5 separate regions of the Mus musculus genome follow, and all the other regions are linked to region 3. The links are chromatin loops, found by intact Hi-C in ENCODE. Cell type or tissue: heart. All regions are shown on one strand. Each heading gives the region's core, and the rest is flanking DNA. Links, peaks and the distances in the headings are about the cores only.

The links. A loop is a pair of places that touch in the nucleus more often than their neighbours do. Peaks named below come from ENCODE experiments on the same cell type or tissue, not always from the same donor. Only the 100,000 strongest peaks of a DNase experiment are listed, where the experiment ranks them.
Region 1: a loop joins it to region 3, with 2.8 times the contacts of the local background. A loop is called at or near these places in 3 of 42 quality-filtered maps.
Region 2: a loop joins it to region 3, with 5 times the contacts of the local background. A loop is called at or near these places in 13 of 42 quality-filtered maps.
Region 4: it touches region 3 in a loop (5-fold over the local background); 5 of 42 quality-filtered maps call a loop at or near these places.
Region 5: it touches region 3 in a loop (3-fold over the local background); 2 of 42 quality-filtered maps call a loop at or near these places.

What each region holds. Positions count from the first base shown.
Region 1 is chr1:4,568,264-4,574,666 of GRCm38, reverse strand. All of the region lies in intron 2 of Gm37323 (a long non-coding RNA gene), which reads left to right. Among named protein-coding and RNA genes, the nearest start is that of Gm39586, 24 kb to the left of the region's middle. In heart, for the core only: a CTCF peak has its summit at 2,931; a DNase peak (open chromatin) is centred at 2,886; H3K4me3 peaks cover 1,135 bases; H3K27ac peaks cover 1,078 bases.
Region 2 is chr1:4,488,549-4,494,951 of GRCm38, reverse strand. It overlaps Sox17 (SRY (sex determining region Y)-box 17), which reads left to right. Exons shown (of 5, transcript NM_011441.5): 3 at 1,089-1,180; 4 at 1,486-1,852; 5 at 2,284-4,024. The coding sequence starts at 1,546. The coding sequence ends at 3,236. Among named protein-coding and RNA genes, the nearest start is that of Sox17, 5.6 kb to the left of the region's middle. In heart, for the core only: a CTCF peak has its summit at 2,849; DNase peaks (open chromatin) are centred at 1,341, 2,581 and 2,771; H3K4me3 peaks cover 2,426 bases; H3K27ac peaks cover 1,614 bases; H3K27me3 peaks cover 3,592 bases.
Region 3 is chr1:4,765,561-4,771,963 of GRCm38, reverse strand. It overlaps the pseudogene Gm6123. Among named protein-coding and RNA genes, the nearest start is that of Mrpl15, 17 kb to the left of the region's middle. In heart, for the core only: CTCF peaks have their summits at 1,902 (motif pointing left) and 3,406 (motif pointing right); no DNase peak of the experiment used is centred there.
Region 4 is chr1:4,702,984-4,709,386 of GRCm38, reverse strand. No RefSeq gene overlaps it. Among named protein-coding and RNA genes, the nearest start is that of Mrpl15, 80 kb to the left of the region's middle. In heart, for the core only: no CTCF peak of the experiment used is centred there; a DNase peak (open chromatin) is centred at 2,936.
Region 5 is chr1:4,614,588-4,620,990 of GRCm38, reverse strand. Gm29874 (a long non-coding RNA gene) reads right to left here. Exons shown (of 5, transcript XR_001778816.2): 3 at 5,852-5,975; 4 at 3,986-4,441; 5 at 3,186-3,470. Among named protein-coding and RNA genes, the nearest start is that of Gm37323, 8.8 kb to the right of the region's middle. In heart, for the core only: no CTCF peak of the experiment used is centred there; a DNase peak (open chromatin) is centred at 3,290.

The DNA of each region.
Region 1 (6,403 bases), core at 800-5,799, 200 kb after region 3:
ATGTAATGTATATTATATATTAATGTTAATATATAATGTATTAAATTAGTTTAAAATATATTTAACGAAACATTTCTTGTAATAACTGTCTAGGAGTTGGTTAGAGTCCAGAGCTGGAGAAGATGTGTGCACATAGCGATCATGAAAGACTGGTATTTTGATCCCATTTAATAAAAGCAGAAATCAAAGTCAGCAAGGGTCAGGACCCTCATGTCAGGTATCTTTCAATGCTCTGATCTCTGCTCCTCCTCACACTTGCCACACAAAAAGCAACTTGTGTGCTTCAAGGAGTAAATGCAGGCTTGGGAACTAGAAGCCACCACAGGCAGGTGGGCAGGGAGAAGGCCCGGCCTGAGAAAGTTGACAAGGAAGTTCCTACTCCCTGGCCCTGGGAGCACATTCCACATCCATTGTTCTGCCTTTATTACACAGCTCACTGTCTATCATAAATGGAAGTGAAATTGGTCTGGAGTGGCTTCCTTTTCCCACAGTCTTCTTGGCTGTGGACTGATGGATGACTTTTAACTACAATATCCTTACAGATATGAAAATTAAGCTGATCTGTCTACTTACCGTTCAAAACTGGTGTTTTAAATTTCTATTCTAAGTTGAGAGATAAAAGATTTGTCATTGTAGACCACTAGGACTTTCTTGCTACATCATCATCAGAGAAATGATACATTCATTTCCCTGGGTCATTCTGCCATGATGTAGGCAGAGGACATCATAGTCTCTGTACTTCAGGAACGCATTTCTGTCTTCCTAGCTAGAAGCTTTTCATTAACTAATCCCAGCTCACTGTATATATGTATATATGTGTATATATATATATATATATATATATATATATATATATATATTCATTGGCACACACAGCGATTGTGTGTGTTTATGGGACTCAGTATTCTCAGTATTAACATTTCAATAGCTGCATACAACCTTCAGTCATCTAGTCAGGGTGACTGGCATACTCACTACTGTGACATTTGCCATTTCTTTGTGTTGAGACCACTCAAAATTCTGTCTTCCTATATTTCACAGTCTATGAAGTAGGGTCTGGGGGAGCTGGCTGAGAGCAGACTATTTTAGGCTGCCCTTCCTTTGCTGCAGTTTTCCTGGGCTTCTAGAATTCCCAGTTCTTTCCCCTTGTTGCCATCTGCACCTGCTGAATAATATATCAACTTTTCTTAAAAAGGAAAATTATTACATAGAGATCATATGCTATTTCATGTGTTGTCTTTATATCTGTAGAACCAGCATGGTGGCTTGTTGATCCTGGGCAGCCTGGTGATACTTTGTATCTGTCATGGCTTTCTGTTAGTGTTCTTTCTGAGACCTTTGATTTCCTTGCATCTTTCTTGTTAGACTCATTCCCTAGGATTTTTTCCATAGGCCCTTTCTGCTAATACTTAAAACATGTTGGTATTGCTTTTTGGACGTTCATTTTAATTATATTTATTTTCCTCATCAAACCTTGAATAAGTACCTTTACCCAATGGATATTTTCCTGTTGTAGAGGAACTGCTTTTAGAAACATCTCAGTAACTCAAAAGGTACCTACTCTGCCCTTTATAGATGAGAAAACTGGATAATGGCTTAGTGGTACAGTGTTTGCTTAGTGTTTCCAAGGCCCTGGGTTCAATCTCCAGCATTTTGAATATAAGGTAATAGACTTTTAGATACCTTTTTTTTTCTATTTGTAAAATTATAACAAACAAAATTAAAACAGGGTACTGGAGAGATGGCTCAGAGGTTAAAAGAACTGGCTGCTCTTCCAAAGGACTCTGGGTTCAATTCCCAGAACCCACATGGCAACTCACAACTGTCTGTAACTCTAGCTCCAGAGGATCCAACACCCTCACACAGACAAAGCAGGCAAAACACCAATGCATATAAAATAGAAATAAATTATTTTAAAAAGAAAGAAACCTGAGGCAGTAAAGTAATTATTTTACCTCCTATATCATGAAATCATTTACTGGCTTCTGAAAGAACCATTTGCTCCTTTTCACTCTGAGGAACTTTCTGAAGGGAAGGAACTTTCTGGTACTCCATCTTATTGGGAATGTTCTACTAGGAGCAGAATTCTTACATTGCTTGTCCATCTGTTGAAGGTTTTAGGAGGAAACTGTCGACATAAATCTGACTTCTGTAGATTTGAGTTATAATCTGGACACGACTAGAAAGGAAATCTTAATAAATATATTAAGTTTTATTTTATATATATGTGAGTGTTTTATTGTGGAAATGTCACCAAGCATTTTGATCCCATTTTCCCAGAGAAACTTGACAGCCTGAAGAATAGGGAAGCGGGAGGAGGGGAGAACAAAAATCAAAGCCCCAGCCTTGAACTCCTTTGTGTTTAGAACAATGTCTAGTTGAAATCAAACAATATTGCTGCTAAATATGTCTAGAATCGTCCTTGGTGAGGGCTCCCGTCATACTTGATGGAAGGCTGCACAGAAGAGGCAGGTGTTGGCAAAGGTGATGAGAGAGCCCAGCGTTGCAGTGCGGGCAGCAGGGCTCAGCAAGATACTGTATCTTTGCAATAACTCTGTCATCGCTCCTGCAGGCCTGCAGCTTTAAAATTCCGCGCCAGCGCTCAGTGAGCTGAGAACAAAAGCCCGGCCAGGCCGGGTGGGCGCAGCTCGTAAAAGAGAAGTCACGAAGTCTGGTGCTGTGGCCAGGTTTCCTGCGGAGGACTAGGCGTGGCCGCGCCTCCGGGAGGGGACAGGAGAGGACGGGAGGGGACGGGAGGGGACGGGAGGGGACGCGCGCCTCCCGGCAGGCTGCATTACTGACTGGCTCGCAGCCAGGGAGCCCGACGCCAGCGCGGCCCGGCGGTGGGAGCGGTCGCCGCGCCGGGACACAATGGCATTATCTCGGGCCAGCCGCGGCTGCAGAAACGCGCGCTTCCTGTCCTTGCCCCGCGGCACAAACTGTCCGCCAGGCGCTCGCCGCCCCGCAGGGCAGAGACGGCTTGTAGCACCTTTTCCCTGGGAACTGCAGACGCTGCAGCGCAGCGGCCCATTGTGCTCACCCCACCCCGGGAAGGAGCACAGTCCCACTCGCTTGTAGAGCTCCCTCGCTCCCAGAGCAGCTGGCGAAGCTTCCTATGGAGAGCTGACTCAAGGGGTTTTAAATACTTAGATACCTTCCTCAGCCTAAGCATCTTGCGTTCTTTTTCCCACTCATAAGGGTTTGTTTGTTTCGGGCAAGGTCTTTCTGTGTTGCTCAAACTGGTCTGGCACTTGTGATCATCTAGCCTGGGCCTTGCTTCTGCAGGAAAAGTGGGCAATGTGACTCACAACACTTACTGTTGGTGCCTAGTGGTCAGCTTTTAGGGTATTTAATTTACAGTGCTTGAGGTGGATCCCAGGGCCTTGCGCCTTCTAGCTCTCCATCACTCCTGGCCACTGACCTTTAGTATATTTGAGTTATTTTCAAATTTATGGAACTGTAAAGCAAAGGTATGGATTAAACTATAAACTTTTAAAAAGCCATTAAGTCCTCTTAGTAGCATTGTGTCAAGGGAAAAAAAAAAAAAACCCAAGAGACTAAGGTGGATTTTTTCTTAATATTAAAAATTATTTGATGTTCTCGGGCTTGGCATATTTTAATTAGGTTATGAGCATTTAGCAGTAACCTTTGCTAGAAAGTTTTGAACTTTGAGCTGCCTGTTCTCAGAAGTCAACAGTTTAATCCAACTGTTACCAGAAAAGCTCTCAAACTTCTGCTTCTGGATCTGCAAGTTATTGGCAGGCTGATGTTGACCGGAACCAGAACTTGGAAGAAGATGATGTTCACTGAAAGAAGTTTGGGACCCTTGGCTGGAGGATGAAACGGAACCCTGTAGGCTGAGATATTTGCTTTGTGCTTCTTGGGATTCCTCTCGGTGCAGTGCAAACCTGATTTTAGATAGAACTGAGGATAACAACTTCTCCCAATACATGGCCTTGACAGTGGTGACACTAGCTGATGGATGCATAGATGACTATGAGGCCTTCCTGGGCAAATGGCAGACCTCAGCTAAAAAACAAACTCAGAGATCCACCTGCCTCTACCCAAGTGCTGGAATGAAAGATACGTGCCGCCACCACCTGGGTATTATTTGTCTAAATCCTCATGTGAACACATTTTAAGTTTTGGACACATACACACACATTCACACACATACAGAGGGTTGACTTATGGGTTACATGGTATTTAATTTTTGAGAACTGTTTTCCAAACAAACAACCTCATTTTCAAGTCTCATTTGGATTTATCAACACCCTCACTAGAATTTTTTTTTTTTGCCAGTCATTTTTATTACATTAGGCTCTTGATTTGTTTCTATAACCTGTTTGCAGAATATTTAGCTTCTGAAGTTCCTGTTTCTAGTCTCTGTCCCTGGCGTTCACAAGGTACTAATAACCCAATTCCTCCAACACATTCTCTTACATCCCACACAATTCCTTGAAGATCACACTTGCAGAATGGGAAAAAGCATTTGAAAACAAATTCATTCAAACAGGAGGTGATATCCAGAACACAAAAGAACTGAAGAAAGCAACAGCGAAGAGAACTAATAATAAGAAAATTAAGGATTAAAGTGGGCAACAAATGATGAAGAAATATATGAGAAATGCCCAATTCACTAATCAAGGGGATGCATATCCAAACTCACAATAGAGACCATCTCTACTAGATCTGTATTAGAACTAAACTAAAAAGCCAAAAAGAAATGTTTGCTGGTGAGGATGAAGAACTCCTACTTTCCTGGTGTAAGTTACTGTAGTCACTAAGGAAAATAGTACAGAAAGTATTCAAAAACAAACAAACAATACCAGAAAACAAACAACAACACAAACACCCCAAACTAAAATTGACGCACTATATGATCCACCAATGCCACACCATTGTGAAATCCTTAAAGATATGAAATCAACATATCAAAGATCTAGCTTGCAATATACATGGGCTAGAGCAGAAGTTTGTTTGATATGCTATATGAAATACTATTTATAATAGAAAGATGTGCCACTTACTTTTTATGTAGTACTTGGTACCGAACCAAGGGCCCTGTGCTTGCTAAGCACATACTAGGTGTATGGCCAAGATACAGAACCCATTGAATTGTCTGTAGATGGATTTTTTAATATATTTTTATTAGGTATTTTCCTCATTTACATTTCCAATGCTATCCCAAAAGTCCCCCATACCCCCCACACACTCCCCTACCCACCCACTCCCACTTTTTGGCCCTGGCGTTCCCCTGTACTGGGGCATGTAAAGTTTGCATGTCCAATGGGCCTCTCTTTTCAGTGATGGCCAACTAGGCCATCTTTTGATCTGTAGATGGATTTTTAAAATGTAGTATTGCAGAGTGGAATAATTTCAGCCCACAAAGAGTTACTATGTCATTTGTCGCTAACATGGATAAGAGTGATAATGTTAAGCAAAACAAGCCAGACATAGATGCTACATTTAATTTGTTTTCTCCCCCTTTCCCCTCTTCCCTTTTGCTCTGGCCCCACTCGCTCTGGCCCGCTACGTTTTACTTATCTGGGAAATATAAAAACATTGAACTCATAGAACAAGTGAGCAGAATATTAGTTACCAGGGGCCAGTGAGGGAATGAGGGAGAAGGTGCTTAATGGGTACAATGTCAGCCACAGCCCAAGAGGAGGCAATGCTCATGCTATTTTACGCGGGACTTATCACCGTTGGGAACATGGTGTCACTTTATGTCCACAAAGCCTGCAGGAAAGATTCCAAATGTTCTTATCACAAAAAACATGCTAAATGTTTGAGAGACATGTAAGTAACTAAAGAGGTGATTATAATGTAATGTGTTAGTGCACTAAAACATTGCCTATAAAATGCTCTATTATCTACTTAATAAAATTATTTTTGAAAAAGTAATGCTTTCTGTACTATATGATAATGGATATATAGTGATATAAAGCTTACAGAATTTCTCTTTTATGACAAATAGAAATTAAGACCACTGAAATGTTTTTGCCTGACATTTTTAGCAGAATTGAATTATCAAATTGCCTGCTCTTTAGAATCTCATTAGAACTATAAAATGAACCTAGCTAGGTGTGGAGGTGCACACTTTAATTCCAGCACTAAGGGGACAGAGGAAGGCACACTGGTGTAAATTAAAAACCAGCCCGAGTTTCAGGACAGTTAGAACTATGTAGACAGACTCTGTCTCAAAACACAAAAGAAAACAAGATTACACTTAACCTAATATTTTCTGGTGTGTAAGAAAGAACTTTCAGTGAATAAAGAGGTTTTTGTTTCTCTGAGTAGAATTTAATTCATTAGAAAACTACAAGGTTTAAACTTGAATTACGAAGTCTTGGAAATTTGAAATGATATTGGGGTGGGACTTAATATGAGCTTTAGTATG
Region 2 (6,403 bases), core at 818-5,817, 280 kb after region 3:
TGTAGCCCAGGCTGGCCTCTAATTCCATATGTAGCTAAGGACAATCATGAACGTATTTTTCTGCCCCCCACATCTCAAGTGCTGGAATTATAGAATTACAGGCACTAGGCATCTCATAGACTGTCTTTCGGAATTGTACTAGATGAACATTCAAACTGAGCTCGATCACCATTCCTTTGAGTTTTCCTACCTTAAAACTACGCAAGGATGACCGTTGGATCTGGTAGAGAACAACACAAACATGCAAACAAACTCAAATGTAACACAGAGCTTTTGGAGCTCCTTGTCTGAAGGAGGGCTGCTAAGTGTGTGTAACACTCTCCCAGTGTCTGCCTTAACAGGTGATGAGTCTCCCTTTCCTCTCCTAGAATCTATAATGCTGCCCTTGAAAAAGACTACGTCTAGAACTAAATGAGTTTGCTAATATTTGGAGGGTGCTGAGTGGTTGCTGGGATAAGCATTGTAGGAAGGCATGTTTTGAAGCCCGTGGGAAAGTACTTTCAGGTTTAAAATAAATTTAAGGGTGGTCAGCTTTTCATTCCAGTCTTAAGAAAACGTTGTAACCGTCTGTCAGGCTAACAGTCTTACACGCTACGGATTTGCTGCTTAAATGGACTGATCCTTTTCCTCCGAGGAACAGCACAGTGCTGCTGTCTTTGCACTTTATTTTACATTTTAATCTCGTGGTGTTTGCGATGGAATCATGGCCTTGCAAGTCTTTAGAAATAAAACCAGATCTTGCCTCTTTTGCCGAACACACAAAAGGAGCTTTTGTTTTATATTTTTATGTTTCACACTGAAATTCCTCAGGGTTGACTTGAGCTCTTATTGAGCAGTGATATATTAGTGATATAGCATTTTATGTTAAACTTTGTTTTATTACAACTTGCTATTTACCTTGGATATTTTTATTATAATATAAGCATGATGGATGAGTTCTTGGGAGAAGAACAGGATTTTTTTTCTCTGAAAAATCATGCTAAGTTAATTACCTTCGGTAATATTTTTTTAAAAGAATGGAATAAATACCTATACCTAGTATGTTGATGTGAACAACCTTGGACTTGTTCTTCAATCTTCCGTTACAGTGAGCAGCACCTCCAGACATCTGAATTTCAGCCTTCCTATTTCCCCAAGAGGTCTTGGCGCCAGCGCCCGGCTCCAGCCAGTTTTCCCCAAGGCAGGTGTAGCCAGAACACTGCCGGGGGAGGGGAAAGGGGCGGGTGTGGGACTTGGGACTCGGACCACTGGCTGGGCGGGGGCCTAAGGACTAGGGTCCGGTCCGCCCCCGCCTCGCCATTGGCCGCGTCCATAAAGAAAAGGGCCCCGCGGCCCGGGGGGACACCCGCAGTGTCACTGGGTAGATCTCCAGCGCGGATTAGGCGAAGGGTTAGGTCTACCAGGAGAGCAGCGGGAGGGTAGCACCCGCTCAGCTTTACGAGTTCCTCTGGGCATCTCCAGGCTAGCTTCCGATCCCTGCCTCAGGGTCGGGGGAAGCGGCGTGTCCCGTGGCCATAGCAGAGCTCGGGGTCGGTCTGGAGAGCCATGAGCAGCCCGGATGCGGGATACGCCAGTGACGACCAGAGCCAGCCCCGGAGCGCGCAGCCCGCGGTGATGGCAGGGTTGGGCCCCTGTCCCTGGGCCGAGTCCCTGAGCCCCCTCGGGGATGTAAAGGTGAAAGGCGAGGTGGTGGCGAGTAGCGGGGCGCCAGCCGGGACGTCGGGCCGAGCCAAAGCGGAGTCTCGCATCCGGCGGCCGATGAACGCCTTTATGGTGTGGGCCAAAGACGAACGCAAGCGGTTGGCACAGCAGAACCCAGATCTGCACAACGCAGAGCTAAGCAAGATGCTAGGTGAGTCGGACCAGGGGGATACAGGGCACCGGCGCACTCCAGAGAATCTCCTTGAGCCACTTCCTTGAGCCAAGAGGTGTGCTGTAGACTCAATCCCTTCTTCCAGCTCCCTCTCTCGCCAAAGTAACACTTTGGTCTTTGGGCCATAGGAGCGAATGTAAGGGTTTCTCAGTATTTCAGAGAGGTAACCCGCACAGCCCTGGCTCGACCCCTTCCCAGATCAGGGGACTTTGGCAGTTTTTCGAGTTAAGGGGAGAAAGGTAAGGGAGGAAGCCCCTTCTAGGCGTCCTGTAAGGACGCGATCTAACACTTTCATCCGAATAGGACCGGGCTTCTCACCTGCTCGCTCAGTGAGAGGTTGCACCAGAGAGGGGTCAGGGTGCCGGAGCTCACTCGGGTAACCCTGCGCGCCTCTCCACCTTTCCCTGCAGGCAAGTCTTGGAAGGCGTTGACCTTGGCAGAGAAGCGGCCCTTCGTGGAAGAGGCCGAGCGGCTGCGCGTGCAGCATATGCAGGACCACCCCAACTACAAGTACCGGCCGCGGCGGCGCAAGCAGGTGAAGCGCATGAAGCGGGTGGAGGGAGGCTTCCTGCACGCTCTCGTCGAGCCCCAGGCCGGCGCGCTTGGTCCCGAGGGCGGCCGCGTGGCCATGGATGGCCTGGGTCTGCCTTTCCCGGAGCCGGGCTATCCGGCCGGTCCTCCGCTGATGTCTCCGCACATGGGCCCCCACTATCGGGACTGCCAGGGACTGGGCGCTCCCGCGCTCGACGGCTACCCTCTGCCCACTCCGGACACATCCCCGCTGGATGGCGTGGAGCAGGACCCGGCTTTCTTTGCAGCCCCGCTGCCAGGGGACTGCCCGGCGGCCGGCACCTACACTTACGCTCCAGTCTCGGACTATGCAGTGTCCGTAGAGCCGCCCGCTGGCCCCATGCGAGTGGGGCCGGACCCCTCGGGCCCTGCGATGCCGGGGATCCTGGCGCCCCCCAGCGCTCTGCACCTGTACTACGGCGCGATGGGCTCGCCCGCCGCAAGTGCGGGGCGCGGTTTCCACGCGCAACCCCAGCAGCCGCTGCAACCGCAGGCACCGCCGCCGCCACCGCAGCAGCAGCACCCAGCGCACGGCCCCGGGCAACCTTCGCCCCCTCCCGAGGCTCTGCCCTGCCGGGATGGCACGGAATCCAACCAGCCCACTGAGCTCCTAGGGGAGGTGGACCGCACGGAATTCGAACAGTATCTGCCCTTTGTGTATAAGCCCGAGATGGGTCTTCCCTACCAGGGACACGACTGCGGAGTGAACCTCTCAGACAGCCACGGAGCCATTTCCTCCGTGGTGTCCGACGCTAGCTCAGCGGTCTACTATTGCAACTACCCCGACATTTGACGGTTGCCGACCCGACCTGAGGGCCAGAAGCAGTGTTACACACTTCCTGGAAGCGCTAAGGAAATCCTTAGCGTCAAGCTGTTTTGTTTTTAAGTTGCCTTGGCATATAATTTATGGTAATTTATTTTGTCTGCCACTTGAACAGTTGAGGGGCTACACGAGATTTTTGTTTTAAATGCCTTGAGGGACTTGCTCCCCACAATCACTGTCCAGTTTTAGCCAGTTTTAAAATATCTCACTGACTTATTCCATTTCTTGAAAGTGTATTGATCTAGAGAAATTTTGTCATGCGTGTTTTCTCAATCTTAAATAAATCCTGGAATCTTTTTAAAATCTCTCGCATCGATTTTTATCAAATTAAAGATCAACAGTAAGTATTATACAATTAGAAGTGTATACTTAATTGTAAAATTTTCATTTTTCTTACAATGGTAAGAAAATGCATCTAAGAAACCCTAAACACAAACAGCGGGGTGTTCAAATGTGATATAATTGTTCTGAGAAAAATTCTCAAAAGATGAACTTGTTATGTACATTCCAAATATTGGTTTCTAAAAATGATACTGTAAATGTTTTTAATTCTGTACACTTTAATGAGGCTGTTCAAAAATTTCGGATTTTCAGTCATCTCGACACCTGCCAAAAGAGCTTTTCAGATATAACTCTTTCCTGTTTGTCTTTTCTTCCAAAAGTCTTGATCCCACTTCCCACAAAATTTGCCTTTAATTCCTACAATTTTAGAGTCAGAGAAACTAATCAAAATAAAGTTTGTGTTGTGACTGTTAGTGAACTTTAGTATGTAATTTCAACCGTGCATCTTGCTATAGCTAGATTGTGTCCCTTCATTTTACAGTTTTCAGGCTCAAGATTCTCCTAGAGTGATTTGTGTGTGGTGTGCTTTACGCAGGTGAAGACACAAACCAGCATCCGTCCTATTGTGAAGAAACAGGTACAAGACTAGCCCCTGCAAATGCTGTGCTGAGTGCTGCGGTCCACATGGCCATCATAGGAACTGCTGGTTTGTGGGCTTTTCCTGTGCCAGGTGTTTCCTTAGTGTCATTCTGCACAGCTTCGGTCTGAGCAAGCCTGCCTCCCAGTTGAGCGCTATTCTCTCATTTTCCAGTCCCCATACAGGCTGGGGACTGAAGCCACAGCTTCATCAAGGGAGACAAGAGAACCACCTTTGAGCTGCAAACCCAGTCCAGATGCTAACTCCTAATGTATTTACAGAGTCTCTTTGTGTAGGGGGCATAGGTGGGCACTAGAATTCACATTCTGGTCAACATGTAAGGTATTTAGATGATGGAAAACTTGAAGGCGATGGATTTGAAGGGTTCCATGGAAATGTCAGTGTAACATTTTAAAGGGGGGATTCCTGATTACTAGGCACAGAAGGGTAGACATTTTCAGTGACAAAAGGTTGAGCCTACTTTGTTGGAAATTTCTAGTGACTATAATCATTTTAAAATTTCTATTTAAAAATTTAAAGTTCATCCCAGGGAGTTTATCTAACCTATTTCCTTTTCCTTTCTCCCTCCTAGTCCCTGACACTAGGCAGGAAAACCAGAGTCTCTACAACCTGTCTCATTTTATTATTACTTTTTGTTGTTGTTGTTGTTGTTGTTTTCTAGCTGTCCTGGAACTCACTTTGTAGACCAGGCTGGCTTCAAACCCACAGAGATCTGCATACCTCTGCCTCCTAAGTACTGTGACTAAAGGCATGTACCAAGACATCAGGCTTCCAGGCTGATGTTTATTTAGTGCTCTTCCCTGCTCTACACTGTTTCTTTCATCCCAGAGAGGTTGTTCTGCTTGAGCATAAGTTCATTTACAGGGATTTCCAAGACGTTCTCAGTAGACTATGTAATGAGCAGAGGATTTGTCCAGGCTCACCTTCAAGGCCACATGGCTAGTTGAAATTTCTCTAGACATTTTATTGTGTGAATCCAAAGAAACAACTGCTGGAAATTTAACTCTTAAAATAAAGAAGGTAAGTAGGGAAAGGGGAAAGAGAGAAAGAATCTCTAATACTTATGGCAAAGTCCAAAATCAGATTACATTACATTTTTTTTTTTTTAGAGTGAGCAATTTTTATTGAAACCCTCAAAGATTAAAGAGGACCAAAAGATGAGTTCGGTACCATAACAAAAAAAATCTCACCTACATTACATTTTTAACCACTCCTAAGGTGTGAATAGGAAGACAAGACAGCTAAAATTATTGAGGCAATGTTACTATACAGATGGAGGTCTCTTCATCCTCACAGACAACTCTTGTAGGTAGAGACTTTGGGCTAGTTCCTTTCCTCAAGCACTCAGGTAAAGTGATCAAAGAATCTGCTAATGGTTGTTTTGTCCTTTGATATCATCTCATTTTTCTTTCACCCTTGTATGGAGAAAAAACAGCCAATAAAGGACACCATGCTCCCTACTGCGTCTTTCTGAGATCCTTTAGAAATAGATATGAGCATCTAGGGCAGGTTTCTGTTGGGTTCTAAGCAGCTTTGTATGTTTGCATATTTGCCTTCTCCTTATGATTGGCTGAGAAAAACAGGAATTCTTCTACAGGAATCCTAGTAACACACATACAAAGCACACACTCTTTAATTCTGGCATTATGTGACTCTTTCCAGCTATCCTCGGGTTACAGAAGCCTCGGTGTTGGTCAGCAAATAACACAGACAGTTCAAGCATCCAAAACATGACAGGCATCAGATATTTGAAATCAAAGAACTATTTCTTCGAGGAATTCTTTGTTATGAGTCACATGATTCACATGATTTAACTAACAGATACTATTCTCTTGAATTTAAAGGGAGCCTATAATGTATGGTGAGATGAAGATGTAAAATTTTCTTGGTGCCACTGTGATAATGATTGCTAGATTTCAAGACTGATCCTAGAGAAGGCAGTGGATCGTTCCTTTCCATGTTTTAATCTGAGCGCGATTTGCTGCTCTAACTCATTCAAAGGTGATAGGAAGGGAAACATGGCATCCCTGGGCTTTCTTGTATTGTGGACAATTGTGTAAAAAGCCCAATCTTACCATTTAACCAACCCCACGGAGGAACTGCACTTAGGAACCCCACAGAGATGGAGAAGAGAGGCCGGGAATTTCCTGAACAGGAAGAGGGCGAGCTTTTCCAGCTCACACCTGCCCTATTGGAA
Region 3 (6,403 bases), core at 918-5,917:
TGGCTTCTATGGCTTCAATGTGCATTGGTCTGATGGTACGCAGATTTATTACCTCACATTCAATTCCCTCTTTAGACAATACAGCTGCAGCTTCTAGGCAGTGGCCCACTGGGCTTGAATGGGCAACTACAGTGATGTGGGTCCCTTGCCTTTCAATTTTGGCTTTTCCAATAGGAATCAGGAAATCTTTTGACTGAGCTTCTGCAGGAACTTCAAATGCAACTCCATACATCAGTTCATTTTCTAGCATTACCACTGGGCTATTATCACGAATAGCCGATTTAATAAGTCCTTTTGCATCCTCGGAATTCCAGGGGCTGACCACTTTTAAACCTGGGCAGTGCCCATACCATGCAGCAAAGCATTGCGAGTGCTGAGCAGCTACACCTGCTGAGGCGCCATTGGGCCCCCTGAATACTATGGGCACAGGGTGAAGGCCAGCGGACATATAGTAAGTCTTGGCAGCTGAGTTTATAACCTGGTCAATAGCTTGCATAGAGAAATTGAAGGTCATAAATTCACAGATGGGCCGCAACCCAGCCACAGGCTGCACCAACAGCAATTCCAGCAAAGCCCATCTCTGAGATGGGGGTGTCGATGATCCTCTTGTCACCGTATTTCTTCCACAGGCCTCTGCTAACCTTGTATGCACCGTCATACTGGGCAACTTCTTCCCCAAGCAGAAAAACTTTTTCATCTCTTTCTAGTTCTTCATCCGTACCTTGATTATTAGCTTCACGAACTGTCAACTGCACCGCTGCGGGCGCCGAGCGGTGAAAACGCCTGGAAACCTGCCGCAAGGGTCCCCGCACCAGACCAGCCACCACCGCCATCTTGCCCGTGTCCTCTACTAGCTGCCCGAAAACTAATTTTAAATAATGGATTTTATATTTCTAAGCTGGCAACTATACATACACACACACACACACACACACACACACACACACACACACACACACAGACAGACACACAGAGGAACTTAAAAGGGTTGTCAAGGGATTTTGTTTAAGGCCAGGGTTAGGGCTGCTGAAGGATACGTAACAGGACTGTGTAGTCATCCTGTTGGCTTGATGCTCTTGCTTCCACATCCTGGCAAAGTTAAAGTACAGACTGGATTCAGAAGTGATTATACTTCAAGATTAGAATGAGAAAGCCAGGGAGCTATGCATGTGTTCTTCTCGGAAGGAAAATCCACCCTGAATCCAAAAGTCCAATGTAGAATGTGGCTGGTTTGCTGAGGAGAGGAACCCAGGCAGGACTGGTGTTGGCGAGTTGGCCCAGTCAGCTCTTTGCATCTGTTTATAGGGTTTTCTGCATCTTCCAAGCCCCCATTCAGAATGCAGATTGAAGCTTCAACCCAGCCAGCCCAGCCAGCCCAGCCTGTCCAGTGAGCTATGACCCATGGCAGTGGTGGAGACCTTAGTTCTAGTGTCACACTGGTTAGAATGTTCAAGGACATAAGTGATTCTAATGGCGGTTCCTCACTGCTTGTCATTTGTACATTTGTGTCATTGTCCTCGCCCCCAACCTCCCTTGCCATGGCCTGTGAGCCAACTGCTGAGACAAGCTGTTACACTCTGAGCCTTTCTGGGCAGGGTCGGAATCTCACTGTGCTAGTTTTGTAGAACTTGACTGTCACAAATTTCTGGGCTCTTGAGTGGGCTGTCTCCTTTTCCTCTCGTTTGTTGGTGGGCTTGTGGCTACCTGCATGGAGTAGCTACTGAGAATGAAACGTTGCCTTCTGCTTAGACAAACTCTGGCAAGCGGCCAGCAGGAGTTACCTTTGAAATACTTTCAAGTGAAAAGTTCTAAAAGAAGTAACGTTTGAGATGCTCAAAGGTGAAGAATTGGAGTCTCCCAAAAACGAAATCGGCATTTCAAATTGGCAAGACTGCCCCCTGGTGGCCAAATGCAAGCATTGGGAAATTCCAGGTTTGATTAATAATATTAAGTATTCATGAGTTTCTACAATCGACAGTTCTCAAGGGCACACACACAGGCACAATGCTAGACACATTGAAATTAGAAAGGCAGTTGCCTCAGAGGTTCAGACACTAGGATAACCAAACCACTGAAATACAATGGACAGAATCTGAAGTAAGTTTCAAAGGGATTGATTAGAACCTAGGTCTGGTGGAACAAACCCAAGTTCTGTAATAGATGGTGACCACAAAAACAAAAAAAACAAACAAACAAACAAAAAAAACAAAAAACAAAAAAACAAAAAAACAAAAAAAAACCGAAGGAAAGACAGCCAAATCTCAAGTTGTAGCAGCTGCTTTCACACCGAATTTCTTCAATCCCCCCAAAACTTTGTTTCAGATGTTGATCTCAAGTTTCCTAGGGGGATATTATGGTATCCTAACTGTGTTAAGGATACACAGCTGACAAGCTCTTACTTTTTGGTATATTATACACAGAGTGAAGTTGCTGAGAGTGTACAGTCACAAGCCAGTGTTGAACATGGGAGCAAAGTGGATTAAGGAAGGAGTTTTGAAGGGCTTGGTCCTTGGTGCATAAACCAAGTTAGCCAGGAATTCTTGTGAGCTTCAGTTATCTTGCCAGCAAAATTGTGTGGATAACAGTACTTCTTATGGTTGATGGCCAGCACGGAAGAAGGGATATATGGACCGATGTGCTAGTGAAAGGGATCGCCATTAAGCACAGGATTTTTTTTTTTTTTTTTTAGAAAAATACTACATACTCTAAGTTAGACTTGAACTTGATTCTGTTTCTAGAGGGCTAGGATTGCAAACATGCGTCACTAAGCCTGGTTGACATTCATCCTTGAACTATACAGGGTCGATGGCATGGCTCAGTGCCTAAAGCTCTTTTCCAGGCAAGCCTATTGATCTGAGTTCACTTCCTGGAACCCATGGCGAAGGTGGAAGCAGAGGCCAACTCCACATGGCCTCCACGTGTGTACCAAGGCAATTCTCCAACATCATGGCCACACATAATAACACATTAAAAAAGAGTTAAAGGGAGATATTCTGGGAAGAAAGCCTTCCTCCTTTAGGTAGCCGAATTGCAGCGGAGATAATGCTCTGGCTACTGGAGTCTCCCTGGGAACTAATAGAGCTGGAGGTGAGCTGCAGCACCCACTTGGCTGTTTTCATTTCTGGATAGTTCAGTGAACTCTCCAGACCAAAAGAGTCTTTATAATTTGATTTATGCCAGCCACTAAGAGGCAAAATAGAATTCAGAAATTTTACCTGAGAGTAAAAACAGCCCTGAGAGGCTGTTTCAAAAGTAGGGCAGGAATCTTGGCATGGTGTCTCTCTCCTTTAATCACAACATTTGGGAAGCACAGGCAACTGGTTCTCTAATTTCAGGGTCAGCGTGGTCTTTGTAAGTGAAATGGGACACGAAATCAAGTTAACATTTCTGCAGTGCCGTGTGTGACCACTAGGTGACACTGTTTCCTAAAATTTCTTAGGCTGTTTCCACTGCTGTAATTTTTGTTTTTGTTTTTGTTTTTTGAGACAAGATTTCTTATTGTAACAGGACTGTCTTGGAACTCACTCTGTTGACCACGCTGGCCTTGAACTCAGGAATCTGCCTGCCTCTGCCTCCTAACTGCTGGGATCAAAGTTGCATACTACCACACCCAGCCTGTAATTTTTTTTTTTTTTTGTAAATAACCTTCTTAAATTGACAAATCATTTTGCTTTTTAAAGAAGGAGATTAGAAGATTAAAAATGTGACATATAATATGTAAATTCTGCTCTATACAATATTATGGAGAAAAAGGTTTTAAAATATCACCATTAAAATAAAAAAAAAATTAAAACAAACAACACAAAACAAACAAAAGCCCAGAAACAATAGATTACAAGTTCAGGTAAATATTTGGAAATAATATCGCTCACTTTATATCATCGGTCAGGATGAAGCCACAATAAGAATTAGTAAGTCGTACTGAAGAATACTTGCTTTAAACTGTGTGTGTGACTGACTTCAGGAAACACACTCATTAAAGAGATGTGAAAAATACAAGAAAGATGGCATCATTTTTTAATGATATAAATAAACTGCGGAACCTTTAGCCTATTAAACATCATCAAAGACATCCAGTCAAGGTCACTGATAAAAATGAACTTCCTGCTTCTTTCCTTTAGAATAAACAGATCTATAAATTGAGACTTGAGGCCTACAGCTACAGGGAGCGCCCAGCAATAGCCACAACATGACAGCAGCAGTGGCAAGCACCTCCAGTCTTGCTCCTGTGCCTCGGGCCAAGCACAGATGTCCTGGCTCCTCACCCTCTTGTAAGCTTGCAGAAATGAGATGGCAGATACTCAGCCGCTCCAGGTTTTAATGGCTGTTTTCTGAACTTGGGTCAAGCACAGATGTCCTTATTTCTACCACCCAGCTGATCAGCCTGTTGATACATCTTGTGGTTTTAAGGCTTACTATCTTCAGGAGTGGACTTGTGGGAAGCATGGCGACCGTGTGCACGAGCACCAGAGGAAGCAGAACTAGGATGCGCTGTCAGGGCTGGGCTAAAGAGGCACTTAGAAACTGTTATAGGCCGGGCAGTGGTGGCGCACGCCTTTAATCCCAGCACTTGTGAGGCAGAGGCAGGCGGATTTCTGAGTTCGAGGCCAGCCTGGTCTACAGAGTGAGTTCCAGGACAGCCAGGGCTATACAGAGAAACCCTGTCTCGAAAAAACAAAACAAAACAAAATAACAACAACAAAAAGGAAACTGTTATAGATCCAGATGTGGATTCCTAGAAGGAACAGCTCCCACAGCAGCTGTGTAGCCCAGGCTCGTTCTGAGGACTTCATTGATCTGTTGCAAAACAAATGTTCTACTTTCAAAAACTAGAAGAAAAAAAGTGAGAGAAATATCAAACTTTATCAAATGTGGATGGAAGGTGAGGAGAACCGCAGTGTTTGGGTTAAAAACATCGGATTCAAGAAGGCATCCAAAACAGTATGTAAAGGTTACAGTCTGGCGACAGCTCTCAACAGTAGCGTGGCCTGCTGCTGCCTGCTGCTGCCGTCTGCTGCCTTGTGTAGGATGGGGAGAGCGTGTTCTGCTCTTTGTTCTACTTCCCGTTCAGGGGAGGAACTCTTTCCCACCTCCTGCCTGGCTCTCTCAGGGTGAGAAACATATAGTAGTATCAAGATCATAATTAGAACGCAGTGTCCCAAATCCTATTATAACACAAAAGAAAACCAACAGGGCTGTTTCTGGCTCCTCAGTACAGTGTGTAATAACCACACTAGCTTGTTAGAGGCGGGGAAAGTGAAGAAAGACAAAGGTTATTCAGCCGTTCTCACTGAACCGTAAGGAATGTGTCCTGTGTGTGGTAACTTGCTGAGTAGCTCTGGGTCTCAGCTCTGTGTCACTGGACATCATGGACACTCACCAAGAGATCTCACTATCAAGAGCAGGTCTTACAGCTCTTTTTTTTTTTTTTTTTTTTTTTGGTTTTTCGAGACAGGGTTTCTCTGTGTAGCCCTGGTTGTCCTGGAACTCACTTTGTAGACCAGGCTGGCCTCGAACTCAGAAATCTGCCTGCCTCTGCCTCCCGAGTGCTGGGATTAAAGGCGTGCGCCACCATGCCCGGCTGATCTTATAGCTCTTACGCAGAGCCAATGCAAGGTCCAATGCAAGGTCCACTCTTCTTGGCCTTCCCAAGATAATTTTGTGAGTGAACTCACAGATCAACCCACTCTACAAAACTAAGCATCAAAGCCTCAATATTTTAAAGTACTCAACTCCTACAGGCAAAAACCAAAAATAAGCTGGAGAGATGGCTCTGTGATTAAGAGCACTTACTGCTCTTCCAGAGGTCCTCAGTTCAATGCCCAGCATATCAGGTGGCTCAGAACCCCCTGTCACTCCCTCTCAAGACGATGTGCCACCCACTTGTGGCCTCATAGGCACTGATTACACACGCACACTCACATGCTTGCACATACATTTCAGAGAAAGCTGGGAGTGGCTGTACATGTTTAATCCAGCACTAGCACTCGGGAGGCAGAGGGAGGTCCATCTCTGTGAGTTTGAGACAACCTGGTCTACATAGTGAGATCTGGGAAAGCCAGAGCTGCATAGTGCAACTGTCTCAAAAAGTTTTTTTTCTTTTCTTTTCTTTTCTTTTCTTTTCTTTTCTTTTCTTTTCTTTTCTTTTCTTTCCTTTCCTTTCCTTTCCTTTCCTTTCCTTTCCTTTCCTTTCCTTTCCTTTTCTTTCTCTTTTTCCTTCTCTTCTCTTCTCTTCTCTTCTCTTCTCTTCTCTTCTCTTCTCTTCTCTTCTCTTCTCCTCTCCTCTCCTCTCCTCTCCTCCCCTCCCCTCCCCTCCCCTCCCCTCCCCTCCCCTCCCCTCCCCTCCCCTCCTTTTCTTTTCTTTTCTTTTCTTTTCTTTTCTTTTCTTTTCTTTCTCTTTTTA
Region 4 (6,403 bases), core at 874-5,873, 63 kb after region 3:
TCACAGTCAGCTATTGGATGGATCACAGGGCCCCCAATGGAGGAGCTAGAGAAAGTACCCAAGGAGCTAAAGGGATCTGCAACCCTATAGGTGGAACAACATTATGAATTAACCAGTACCCCGGAGCTCTTGACTCTAGCTGCATATGTATCAAAATATGGCCTGGTCGGCCATCACTGTAAAGAGAGGCCCATTGGACACACAAACTTTGTATGCCCCAGTACAGGGGAATGCCAGTCCCCCCAAAAAAATGGGAATGGGTGGGTAGGGAAGTTGGGGGGAGGGTATGGGGGACTTTTGGGATAGCATTGGAAATGTAATTGAGGAAAATACGTAATAAAAAATATTAAAAATTAAAAAAAAAAGAATTGGGAACAAAACACCCATGGAAGGAGTTACAGAGACAAAGTTTGGAGCTGAGACAAAAGGATGGACCATCTTGAGACTGCCTCACCCGGGGATCCATCCCATAATCAGCCTCCAAATGCTGACACCATTGCATACACCCGCAAGATTTTGCTGAAAGGACCCTGATATAGCTGTCTCTTCTGAGGCTATGCCGGTGCCTGGCAAACACAGAAGTGGATGCTCACAGTCAGCTATTTGGATGGAACAGAGGGCCCCCAATGGAGGAGCTAGAGAAAGTACCCAAGGAGCTGAAGGGGTCTGCAACCCCATAATCGGAACAACAGTATGAAATAACCAGACCCTCCAGAGCTTATGTCTCTAGCTGCATATGTAGCAGAAGATGGCCTAGTTGGCCATCATTGGGAAGAGAGGCCCCTTGGTCTTGCAAGCTTTATATACCTCAGTACAGGGGAAAGCCAGGGCCAACAAGTGGGTGTGGGTGTGTAGGGGATTGGAAGGGGAGGGTATGGGGGACTTTTGGGATAGCATTTGAAATGTAAATGAAGAAAATACCTAATAACAAATAGATATTTAAAAATGTGATGTTAGATACTAGATTCTGTAGCCAAAAGTATGAAACATATCAAAGATGATTTGTAGATGATATCACCCCAGATCAGTGGTTCCCAATCTGTGTGTCACAAGTTCTTTGCAAACTTCTCTCTCCAAAAAATATTCATATTACAATTCATAATGGTAGCAAAATTACAGTTAGGAAGTAACAACATAAATTTTTTTATTCTTGGGGGTTGCCACAACATGAGAAACTGTACTAAGGGGTCACATAGTTAGGAAGGTTGAGAGCCACTGCCCTAGATAATCCTATTTTTGAGGACTTACTCTCAGTGTTCTATTATCTTCTCTATGAGCCTCTTATTAGTGATAGTGTGGATGTTCTCAGTGTTGGAGTGTTGGAAATGAGGTTTCTGATGTTCAGCAGTATAAGGCTCCATTCTATTGGAGGAGCTGTATTGACCCAGGCACCTCCTATCAGGCTATGTATCACCCAATGGCTGATGGCCTCCTCTGATACAAGCCAAAGGCACAAATGACAGGACCATGTGCTTTTGGGAAATTGGAAAGCAAATTTGAGTAGGAATAAGAAGAAATGAATAAAACTCCAGTTATTTCAAGAGACCAGCCTATCTCCTAGTAAGCTTAGATAATGATGAAAGGTTGCAGCTCTCAGAGTAACCCACAGTCCACGTTGGGGATGAGGGGTGAGTGTGTATGTAGATTTTCTATTTTCTCTAAGAGCAGAAGTCATAAGCAACAATCAGTGCAATTAAGTTAAAATGTACAATAAAAATAAAGTAAGGGGAAGAGGGGAAAGCCCAGGCAATGAAATTTGAAACATTCCTGAATTATTTACTGGCTAAGGTTAAAAATTTTAAAGTCTGATTTACAAACAGTAAATGGAGACAGGCATGGTGGCATATGTCTTTCAAGCTTGTACTCAGGAGGAAAAGGCAGATAGATCTGTGAATTTGAGGCCAGCCAGAGTAAGTTCCATGACAGCCAGAGCTACACAGAGAAACCGTGTCTTGAAAACAAACAAAATTGTAAATCAACAGTGCATGTTTCACATATGCCCATTTAATCACGGCAAGTCTGAGAGAAAAAAATTTTTTTTTTTTTGTTGTTGTTACATTTAAGTACATATGTGTGTGTGCCCATGTCTCAACCTCTCTTCTTTTCAAGGTATCAGTCATGTTGGGTTTAATCCCACATGATCTCATCTCAACCTGATCACACCTGCAGAGAATCCATTCCTAAAACAGTCCTGCCCATCAACTCTATGCAGATTTAAAACTTTTGCAGATTTTTCAGGAATGTGATAGTTTTAACATTTTCCACACATAGGGTTATGTAGAAGGACAAACGATGCAACTATACTATAATCTCTAAAATAAAAAGATCACTTAATAAAAAAAGGGGGGCGGGGGAAACCCTGGCTTGTAAACTAGGCATGATATTGCATGCCTATAATACTGTAAGCCTTCTTTCAGGAGGCCAGATTGTGAGTTCCAGGTCAGGTTGGGCTACTTAAGACCTGTCTGGAGAAAAAAAGTTGAGCTAGATGTTGTCATTACTCTCTGCCATGGAAACACTTACATTCATTTAGGATAGCAAGCTAATGGATATTAGCAACTGTTTCAAATGCACCGCCAAGGCAGTGCCTGCCTTGGAGTCTGTTTTAAGCTATGATAGTTTAGTGATACAAACCAACTTGGCCAGTAGGTCTATTTATTTATTTATTTATTTATTTTTAAGTAAAAGCCAGAGAAAGGAGCCAGCTAAGTTCAAGGCTGTTCAGATTGTATCATTTTCTGGAACCCATCTTTATTGTTTGGGGTGAGAAGTTGAAGGTTTATTTTTATGTGGCTCTGTTTTTAGCTGCTTACCAGTGCTGAGGCTTGTGGTGGAAGCCCCTTTGTGTGACACATCCCCTGCTTCATTTGTCCCTGGAGCATACCATGTGCCAAGTCATCACTTGTCCCCGGCTAGTTGGCTTGTGTGACAGAGGAAACATCTTGATAACTCACTGAGACGGTTTATGTCAGAGAGAGTCACAGGTTCTCGGACCTCACGGCATCCTTAGGGGTAAGGGAGGAGCCAAGGCCTTCTAACTTGCTTGGCCAGGACTGTTGCTCATCACACCTGATTACACAACTGTGTCATTCAGCTGCCATTTTCTCAGACTTTTATGCAGTGGTATTTGGTAATGACGTCAATTCTTTTCCTGTCTGACCCCTAAGATTACAGTGACTCAGTGCTGGCTAGTCAACCTTAAAGATTAAATCGAGGACATTGGCTTAATGATTTTAGCAGTAAGTGTAAAGGATTTCTCGAGTATGGGGATCATACTACAAAATAGAGCTGAAAATTTTGTTTTATCTTAAAGAGAAATTAGTACAGCTGAAAACAAATCTTAGGATTGTATTTTCCTTCCTTCTTTCCTTCTTTCTTTCCTTCCTTTTGACAAAGCCTTGCTATGTATAGTTCCAACTCTTTCTTTTAACTTTTTTTTAAAAAATTTACTTATTTTAAACTCCAGATTTTATTCCCCTCCTGGTTCACCCTCCGACTGTTCCACATCCCAAATCCCCCCCCTGCCCCCATCTCCACGCAGATGTCCCACCCCCTACTCACACCCCACCAGACCTGGGGCCTCCAGTCTCTTGAGGGCTAGGTGCATCTTCTCTGACTAAACCTAGACCTGGCAGTCCTCTACCCTATATGTTTTGGAGGCCTCATATCAGCTGGTGTATGCTGCCTGGTTGGTGTTCCAGTATGGAAATCTCTGGGGTCCAGATTAATTGAGACTGCAGGTCCTCCCACAGTGTCACCCTCCATCTCAGCTTCTTCCAGCTTTTCCCTAATTCAACCAGAGGGGTCAGCAACTTCTGTCCATTGGTTGAGTACAAATACCTGCATCTGATTCTTTCAGCTGCTTGTTGGGTCTTTCGGAGGGCAGTCACAATAGGCCCCTTTTGATGAGCGCTTCATAGGCTCCGTAATAGTGTCAGGTCTTGGGGCTTCCCCTTGAGATGGATCCCACTTCAGGCCTGTCATTGGACCTTCTTTTCCTCAGGCTCCTCTCCATTTTCATTCCTGAAGTTCTTTCAGACAGGAACAACTATGGGTCAGAGTTTTGACTGTGGGGTGGCAACCCCATCCCTCACTTGATACCCTGTCTTTCTGCTGGAGGTGGGCTCTACAAGTTCCCTCTCCCCAATGTAGGACACTTCATCCAAGGTCCCTCCCTTTGAGTCCTAAGAGTCTCACCTTTCAGGACTCTGGTACATTCTGGAGGGTCTCCTCAACCTCCTTCCTCCCAAGGTTGCATATTTCCATTCTTTCTTCTGGTCCTCAGGGATTTCAGTCCTTTACCCCCACTCAATACACTATCGTGTTCCCCTCTCTTGCTGGCTTAGAATTTGCTATGTAAAACCAGGTTGACATTGAACTTGTGTTTCTCTTGTCTCTGTCTCCTGAGTGCTGAGATGATAGACATATATCAGCAAGTCCAGTTCGAAGATTGTATTTCTGAAAAACAAAAAACAAAAAACAAAAAAATCACAAATTCAAGGCCATACTTGCTCCATGAGACTTTTGTCTGAAAAAGAAAGAAAGAGCAAAATGAGGCTGAATGTGGTGGCATACATCTTTAGTCCTAGCTCTCACGAGTCAGAGACAAGAAGAGTTTAAGGCCATCCTGACCTACATATCCAATTCAGGGCCATACAAGGCTACATGGTGAGACTCTATCGAGGGAAGGGTGGTGGAGGAGTGGGATTTATATAGAAACTTCTCTAAGAATACAAAAAAGTCAAAAAGCAAGTGAGAAAACATTCAATTTTATTAATGAGAGTAAAAAGCCGTAGTGAACCATCACCTCCAAACAATTTGAGTGGCCAGTACCTAAAACCAACCAACCAACCAACCAACCAACCAACCAACTAACCAACCATATCTGAAAATGGGAAAGAAGTCTTGCCTATGGAATCCCAATGATGCAAATGTGGTGGTCAACATGCTAAAAATGGAAAAATCTTGTTTACTGACCAACTATAACTCAATTGAACTCTGCATCTGGGGAGGTATTTTACACCCATTTTTGTAGCAAACTACTTGGGATATTCAATAAGTGGGTGGTAGAAACTCAAATGTTTACAGTAGATGAATGAAAGCAAAAATGTAATGCACATGTAGAATGGATATTTAGTTCCAAGAAGGAAAGACATTTGGATGAGGTATGAGGACAGAACCTAAGTGGAACAAGTATGCACAAGAAGATAAACAGTACATGATCACACACACACACACACACACACACACACACACACACACACACACACACTTGTTAAATTCATAAAGACAGAACACAGGATGGTGGACACCAGGATCTGGTGTGATCCTGGGGACCAGGAATGGGAGGAAACATGGAGCGAGTGCAGCGTTTCAGTTTTGCAAGATGATGTTTAGAGGTAAATAGTGCAGTTACTTGTGGGATAATCTGGACACACTTCTTGCTTCTGAGCTTCACATTTAAACATTATGGAGATGGTCCAAAACAACCCAAAAGCATCATTTGTATCTGTGGTCCTTCCTCTCCTGCACTGTAACAAAAAACACCTATCTTTAAAGATGTGAGCAGGAAGAACGCAGTCATAGACACGCAGTAGATGAGTTATGTCAGACTGGCTCTCCATAAGAACATTCCAGTGGATGGAGTGAATGCTGCTTCCTTTTTTTGAGCTGTATACACATCTGAGGTCAGCTCTCAGATGGCCAACTATTCTTAGAAATTACTTTCTGCTTGGGGGAGGTACTTCAGTTAAGGTTTCACTATACACAGACTGAGACTATGTAGGGTACAAAGGTACAGCTGCCTCGCCTTTGTGGGAGACAGCAGAGGATGCTCTCCAGCTTCAGAGACTCATGTGGTCCTGCCAAGGTTTCTATTTCTGTTCCACTGCAGCTCACTTCTTTTTCTGCCTGCCCTGCTATCCTGGTTCCTTACATACATCATCCAGGAAAGACCTCCCCAGTCAGTGCCTGCTCAGAGATCGTCTTCTCCGAGGAACTGGTCTAAGTCAGCATGTCCCTATTTGACTGGGAGTTGTTTTTCTTTCTTAGTGCACCACCAAATGAAAGTATGGCCCACTATTAAAGACATCTTAGCCTCCACAGAGTAGATGAGCATCAGCCAAGTGAAAGAACAGGGGATGGCGGGAAATGCTGGAACAGCTTGGAGTAGTCTGTCTTATGAGGCCTTGCATGTTAATTCTACCTAGTTTTGACTTTGTCTTGCAGAAGCTGAACATAAGCAAATTTGGTTACTGGTAAGAGATGCCATTTGCCTATTTAAAAGTGAGAATGGGTGGGAAAGAACAATCTTTAGACCCTGGGAAACAGAATAAGTCTCTAGAAAGATTCTCTCTCTCTCTCTCTCTCTCTCTCTCTCTCTCTCTCTCTCTCTCTTTCTCTC
Region 5 (6,403 bases), core at 965-5,964, 150 kb after region 3:
CCAAGGAGTTGGGTATTCTGGAGACAGGCTTGGCTGTGCTCCTTGTGTGTGGAATGTAAACTTTGGGACTTTGGAATAGGGAAGCAGTTTAACTCTTTAAGGGTAACTTAATGGGACCATACTAGTAAGAAGGTGTAGACTGTGAGACAGTGGTGCCAAAAGTAACATAGATTATGACATTATGGTGGCCCAACTTAAGAGGTTTCAGTGGAGGAGATTATTAGTAAGTGGCCTAGAGACATTTTCTTGTGGCATTGTGGTAAAGGATGTGGCTGATTTCTTCTTTTGTGCCAAAATGTATGCCTGAGGCTAAATTGAAGACTTTTGGGTTAACAACATCAGCAGAGGAGATTTCTGGACAGCCTAGTATTGACTGTGGTGTGTGTGTGTGTGTGTGTGTGTGTGTGTGTGTGTGTGTTTGTTGCCACTCGTACACAGACCTATAATGAAAAGGAGGAAGCTGATCAAGGAAAAATACAAAATGTACAGTTTGAGGAAGAAAGATGCATCAGGAAATGAAACGAAGAGCTGAAGTGAATGTATCTCCAGTGCTCAAGGAGACAAAAAGTTTAAAGAAAGGCTTGATGCTTTATGGAATAAAGGGAGTGGCGACCTCTGGGCAAGACCCACCCAGCTAAGCTTCCAACTTGTAAAAGGGAATTACAGAAAAGCTTAAACAGTAGAGGATTCCATAGAAAATAGGAAGCTGGTGACAACATAACTTAAATGAGATGGGCCAATTTCCAGCCCCAGAAAACAACAGAACTTGATAACACCAGCCCCATGATTTTGACTTTAGCGTCAAGGATAAAAGAAAGGGTGTTGGAATCTCCTTCCATGGCTAAGAAAAGATGCTGAGACCAGGCATGTGTCATGGGTGTCCCTAAATGGAGGCCTAGAATGGCCTTTTGGTGAAGTTGTAAAGGTGAAGCCTAGATTGTCTTAGAGACCCCAAGATGTTGAAGATGCCAGAGTCATGGGATACCTGCCAAGGAGAGCTGTTAACAGGAAGTAGAAACAGCCCAAGAAAGAGAGAGATTATTAGATAGATAGATAGGTAGATAGATAGATAGATAGATAGATAGATGGATGGATGGATGGATGGATGGATGGATGGATGGATGGATGGAGATGGTGGTGGTGGTACAGTCAGCAAAGCTGGAAGAAGGTGGAGATCTGAAGAGCTCGTTGATATCAGACATGAAGATACAGAATTTGGAGTTTGCCCAGCTGGGTTTCGGTCTTGCTTTGGTCCAGGATTTCCTTACTATGCTCCCGTTCCTTGCTTCTGGAATGGTAAAGTATATCCTGTGCCATCACATATTGGAAGTATCTGATATGCTTTTTCATTTTGATTTTCCAGGGGGTTACAGTTAAGAAATTGCCTTGAATCTCAGACAAGACTTTGAATTTTGGACTTTTAAACACTGTTGAGACTATGATAGACTATGGTAACTTTTGAAGTTGGACTGAATGTATTTTTGCTTTATTCTATAGCTACAAGGCTATGGAGCTAGGGAGTGAGTTGTGGTGATCTGAATAAGAATGAACCCAATAGATTTATCTGTATGATGGATTGGTCACCAGGAAATAGTGCTACTTGACAGGAACTAGTAGCCATGGCCTTGTTTGAGGAAGTGTGCCACTGGGAATAGGCTTTGAGATTTCAAAATCCCAAGCCAGACCACCCACCCCTCTCTCTTCCTGCTGCCAATGAATATAGAAGTAGAATACTCATCTACTTCTCCAGTACCATGTCTGCCTGTGTGTCAGCATTCTCCCCACCATGACGACAATGGGTCTAAACCTCTGAAACTGTAAGCAGAACCCAACTAAATGTTTTCTTGTATAAAAGTTGCCATAGTCAAGGTGTCTCCAGGCCTACATGGCTACACACTGAGAATTTGTCTCAAACAGACACACAAACAACCCTTCCCAAGCCTAGCTAATTACTAACCTTTCTCATTGCTCATTCAGAGTTTGTGATGATGTCTAATGGGCCTGCTTTAAATAACATGGACTACACATAGCAGGTTCTATCTATTCTTGCATAGAAATAACAACTTCTAGGAGAGAGTATGTTCCTCTTTAGATGTAAAGTTAGGATACTTTTTTTAAAGGGAAGATTAATGGCAGTTGAGGTTCAATTAATATAATCCATGGCTCACAAGTCCTGTTTTGATTACTGAACAATCAACTATTCTAACCTATCAGTTCTTAGATTTTTAGAAAAATTCAAAACAAACAAACAAACTATGTCTGAGAGTTGAAAGGATTGAGGGGATAGAATCTATTGTCAACTCACAGAAACAGGGCAACCAATTCCTAATTTAGCTAAGTAAGATATTTTTAGACCAAAGTCCACTTACTAACAGTAACACTGGATCAAAAAAACATGGATCAATGAAGACAGTGTGACTATATTTAGTCTAATGCAGGGAGACATCTCCATCAATTGATAAAGATCCTCATGACAATAATAGTTTAAAAATTGTAAAAGACAAAAAGAATTTTGCTCTTAGATGTGGTAGAGCATTAATCTAATAAGAATGTGGTCCTGGGTTTCAGCACTGCAAAACCAAACAAAAACAAAATGGTAAAATGAAGAAAATTATGTAGAATATATGTTCAAAGGATGCTGTTCCTGGGCATGTTAAGAAAATAATAATGGATGCTTGCCAACTGGGTGGGGAAAAGACTAGCTCTTGACTCGGCATTCTTTCATGTATTTTGCAGTTTGTATCATATATATGCTTAAATATATACTTAAATATATATACTTAAAAATTAGCATTATGGAAAAATTGTTCTCATGGCTTTTTAAAAAATTGTCTTGAATCAATAAAAATTTTGTCTTGGGGCTGCAACAAGGCTGCAAATTGGGTCTTGAGAAACCTTATATTCACCTATCTCCCAAGCACAGTGCAGTCAATAGGCTGGTTGGCAGGAGAGAGAGAGAGGGATATTTCAGTCACTCCTAAGAAGATGACACTATGGAAACTATCCCCTTTTAAGAGTGAGTAGCTATTTTTAAGACTGATGAGATATGCTTTCCCAGGGATTCACCTCTTTCCTTGATCTTTGTCCTTGTTTATATACAAGAAAAGGCTCATAGAAGGAAAGTGAGCCTCACCACACTTTCCCTCCCAGGGGCTTTGTGATGATAGTATGTGCCAGAAGCCGAGTTTATTAATACACACCACGCATTGTGTTTATTTCTGTTCTGTACAGATTTTGCCAGATTATGGCCTGTCTATGGCTGATAGTGGCTGTGTTTGTGTGTGAGCACGGGTCGTCTGATAACGATTTGGCGTATCATGAGATTGAGCCATGTTTAAATTGGGTGTAAGCCAGAAGTGCCTGACTTGCAGAGTGTTCGTACAAGGTCTGGACAACAAAGGAAAGTTCCGGGTATCTTAGAAGAGGTCACGGATTACAACAGTCTCCCATCACTCTGGGCTTGTTCCTTCCTGCAAAGACACAATTAAAATGATGTCGTACAGTAGAAAATTTTCATTATTGAGGAAGGACATGGTTTTCCTCTAGAGGTAAGTCAGTTTAAAAGTTCTCTGATTTTGGGAAAGAAAAAAAACCTATTATTTTCAGAAATAGTATACACTCAACGAATAGTATGAGAGTTGATAGTTTAGCACATTCATCCTTGCCAGGCCACTACTTATCCACTGGCTCATCTGAAGCCTCATGGGTGGACTGAGAGCATCCTGGCTTCTCTGCCACTCACTTCTGCATTAGGAGTGCACAGGAAGTATTTTGTAAATTTTTACTGAGTAATTGAATGTTGCAAATAAACACCAGTCATGAACATTAGCTAAAACCTAAAAATTGACTTAGAATTATTCTATATCTTTGTATCTTTGTAATCAATGATTTATCACACTATAATCAGATCTATCCCTGAATTTGTCTGGAAAGTGTAAAAGCAACACTGTTTGATGCTAAAGCTCAGGGAAAATGTAACTCTTACCATGACCAGTTTTGTGCTCTAGGGAAAATATCTCAATTTTAAGATGATGATTATTGATGTCTGGTCTTCATTTTTCCTCAATATTATAGTGTGTGGTCTTACTGTAACTCACATGAATCTTAAGAAAATGTGCAAATGAATTCAGTTCTCTTCCGTGAAGTTGGGGTAATTTTAGTAATCCATTGCCCTATGAGATGCAGGGCCATTCTGTTTCCTCTGCAGTCTGTTTTTTCTTCCTTTCTTTCAAAATAACTTGCCATCTTTCCAAGATAAACATTGAGGGGAAATACATGAGTGGGTATGTAATCACCCAGCCATTTGGAGCAGCATGCCTCTAGAAGGTAGCAGAAATCAAGTACTCATGAGGACTGTGTTTTGGCTTTATAGGACTTCTTATTATTCCGGACTCCTCTTTATAGAATTCCAAAAACCAAATGTCACTCATTGAAAAGTTGCCTGAAATCAAAGTATATGTTAGAATGTAAAAATAATCTTAGATTTCTAAAGTCATAGTTTTGAATAAACTTCATGAAAATGATTTTACAGATTTTTAATCCTCTTGAATGTCAGTGTTGTGTTTTATAAACTGCTGAAGGTGGTGTGGAGGAAGGGAGCACGTGGGTGGGCCCAGGCCAAGGCATTCCCTCTGAGGAACCAGCTGCAGAACACGCTTAGTATAAAGGAGAGTTTACTGGGACCTATAGAAGAGGGTAGAGGCAGAAGAGGGGGCGGGGGAGAAGGACAGAAAGGGAGGGAAAGAGAAAGAGGGTCTCTTAGTCTGTGCTCTGATTGAGACATCGTAGAGTCTCACGCCAACGAGGGGCTGTAGTTCTGTGGGTGAAAACCTAACTACAGGGTCTATGTCTGTCCTCATTCAAAATGGTTCTGTGTAAAGCGGAGGCCTCTTCTTGTGGGGCTGGGGTTTGGCATGGACAAGACATGGGATAGGAAGGAAAAATATTCTCTGGCTGGGGTGTCATAATTCCACAACACATTCTTTTCTCCAAATAGCTTTCCTTCTCACTGTGTTCTGACAGGAGCAGGGGCACAAAAGCATCCCAGCTCATAAATGGGAAATAGAACGGCAGCCCACACCCATGTATTCTTTGCACATGCACTATTTCTAGGACAGTTCTGGGCATTTCTGTCTGATGGTTGGGTATTTGGCTTACAGATCACCTTGCTAGGCATGAGTTGCTGCCCTTTGGGACATTGGGCTCAATTTTTGGGAAATGGGCTCATGTGCACTGAGTAGAAATACGGTCGTGGGTTATGATCTAAGCTCTTAGGGATAAAGAGAGACAGCACCAAATGATATATCCACATTCACCCAGGGAAGAGTGTGGCATTAGGCAGGCCAAATGCCAGCTCTCCATAGAAGTGGAGATTGGCACTGACGGAGTTAATCCTTTCTCCTTACCACTCCTACAGGGACAAATGGGCCAAGAAGGAGCCTGCTGGATTAGAAGTGGTAGGTTCCTATTAACCTTGCTGCTCCAGGCTGCTCACACTCCAGGCTGCTCACACCTCATTGAACCCAAGATACTATCTGTAAAGCACTCACAATAGGGTGCCACACAATCTGCACTTAGCAAAGTTCACTCTGCATTCTCAGACTTGTGTCACTACTTGTATGAGGGTGTGAGAGCACTGAGCAACTAAGGTAATGAATGGAGAGGTAGAGGAAAGTGGACTTCTGGTGATAAATATAATTGTATATAATATTTGTCTCTCAAGCATTTTCTTTAGTCTTACAATAATTTTATGAGGAAAGTCAGCAAACTGATAGGGCCACAGCGTGGAACAGCTTCCAAAAAGCAACACTAGACTTCCCAAGACTCAGCAGTCACAAAGAAGGAAACTCACCTTCGGCATAGGCGTACCTGTATGCCGCTGCTTCCTGTCGCACTGCTCAGGAGAGCTACGTTATGCTATGCTATGACATTAGCCCATTGGTCATCAACACATCAAGAAAATGTTCAGTAGATTCCTGTTCAGACAAAGAAAAAAAAAAATGGGGCTGGAGATGACCAAGCTTAGAGAAATAACTCAGTCTCACGAAGAAAGTATCCCAGTTATTTTCCTTTCATGTGGAATTTAAGGGGTGAATAAAGGACACAAAATAAAAATAGGTGGGGGATACTGGGGATGTAGCAAACCCAGGACAGGAGAAGAAAGAATAGTGGGTGTGTATTACCAAAATTCATTACATGAATGTGTAGGGGTGCTAAGATGAAACCCATTATGTTAATAAAACATAAATATTCTATTGGGTGGGGGAGAAATATTTAAAAATATATTTACTCAAATTTTTAATGTAAACTACGAGAGTCACCTAAAAAAATCACAGCATTTGGGAGATTAATGCAGAGGGAAATGAGAGATTGAGGCTAGTCTGGGATACACAGTGAGACAGTA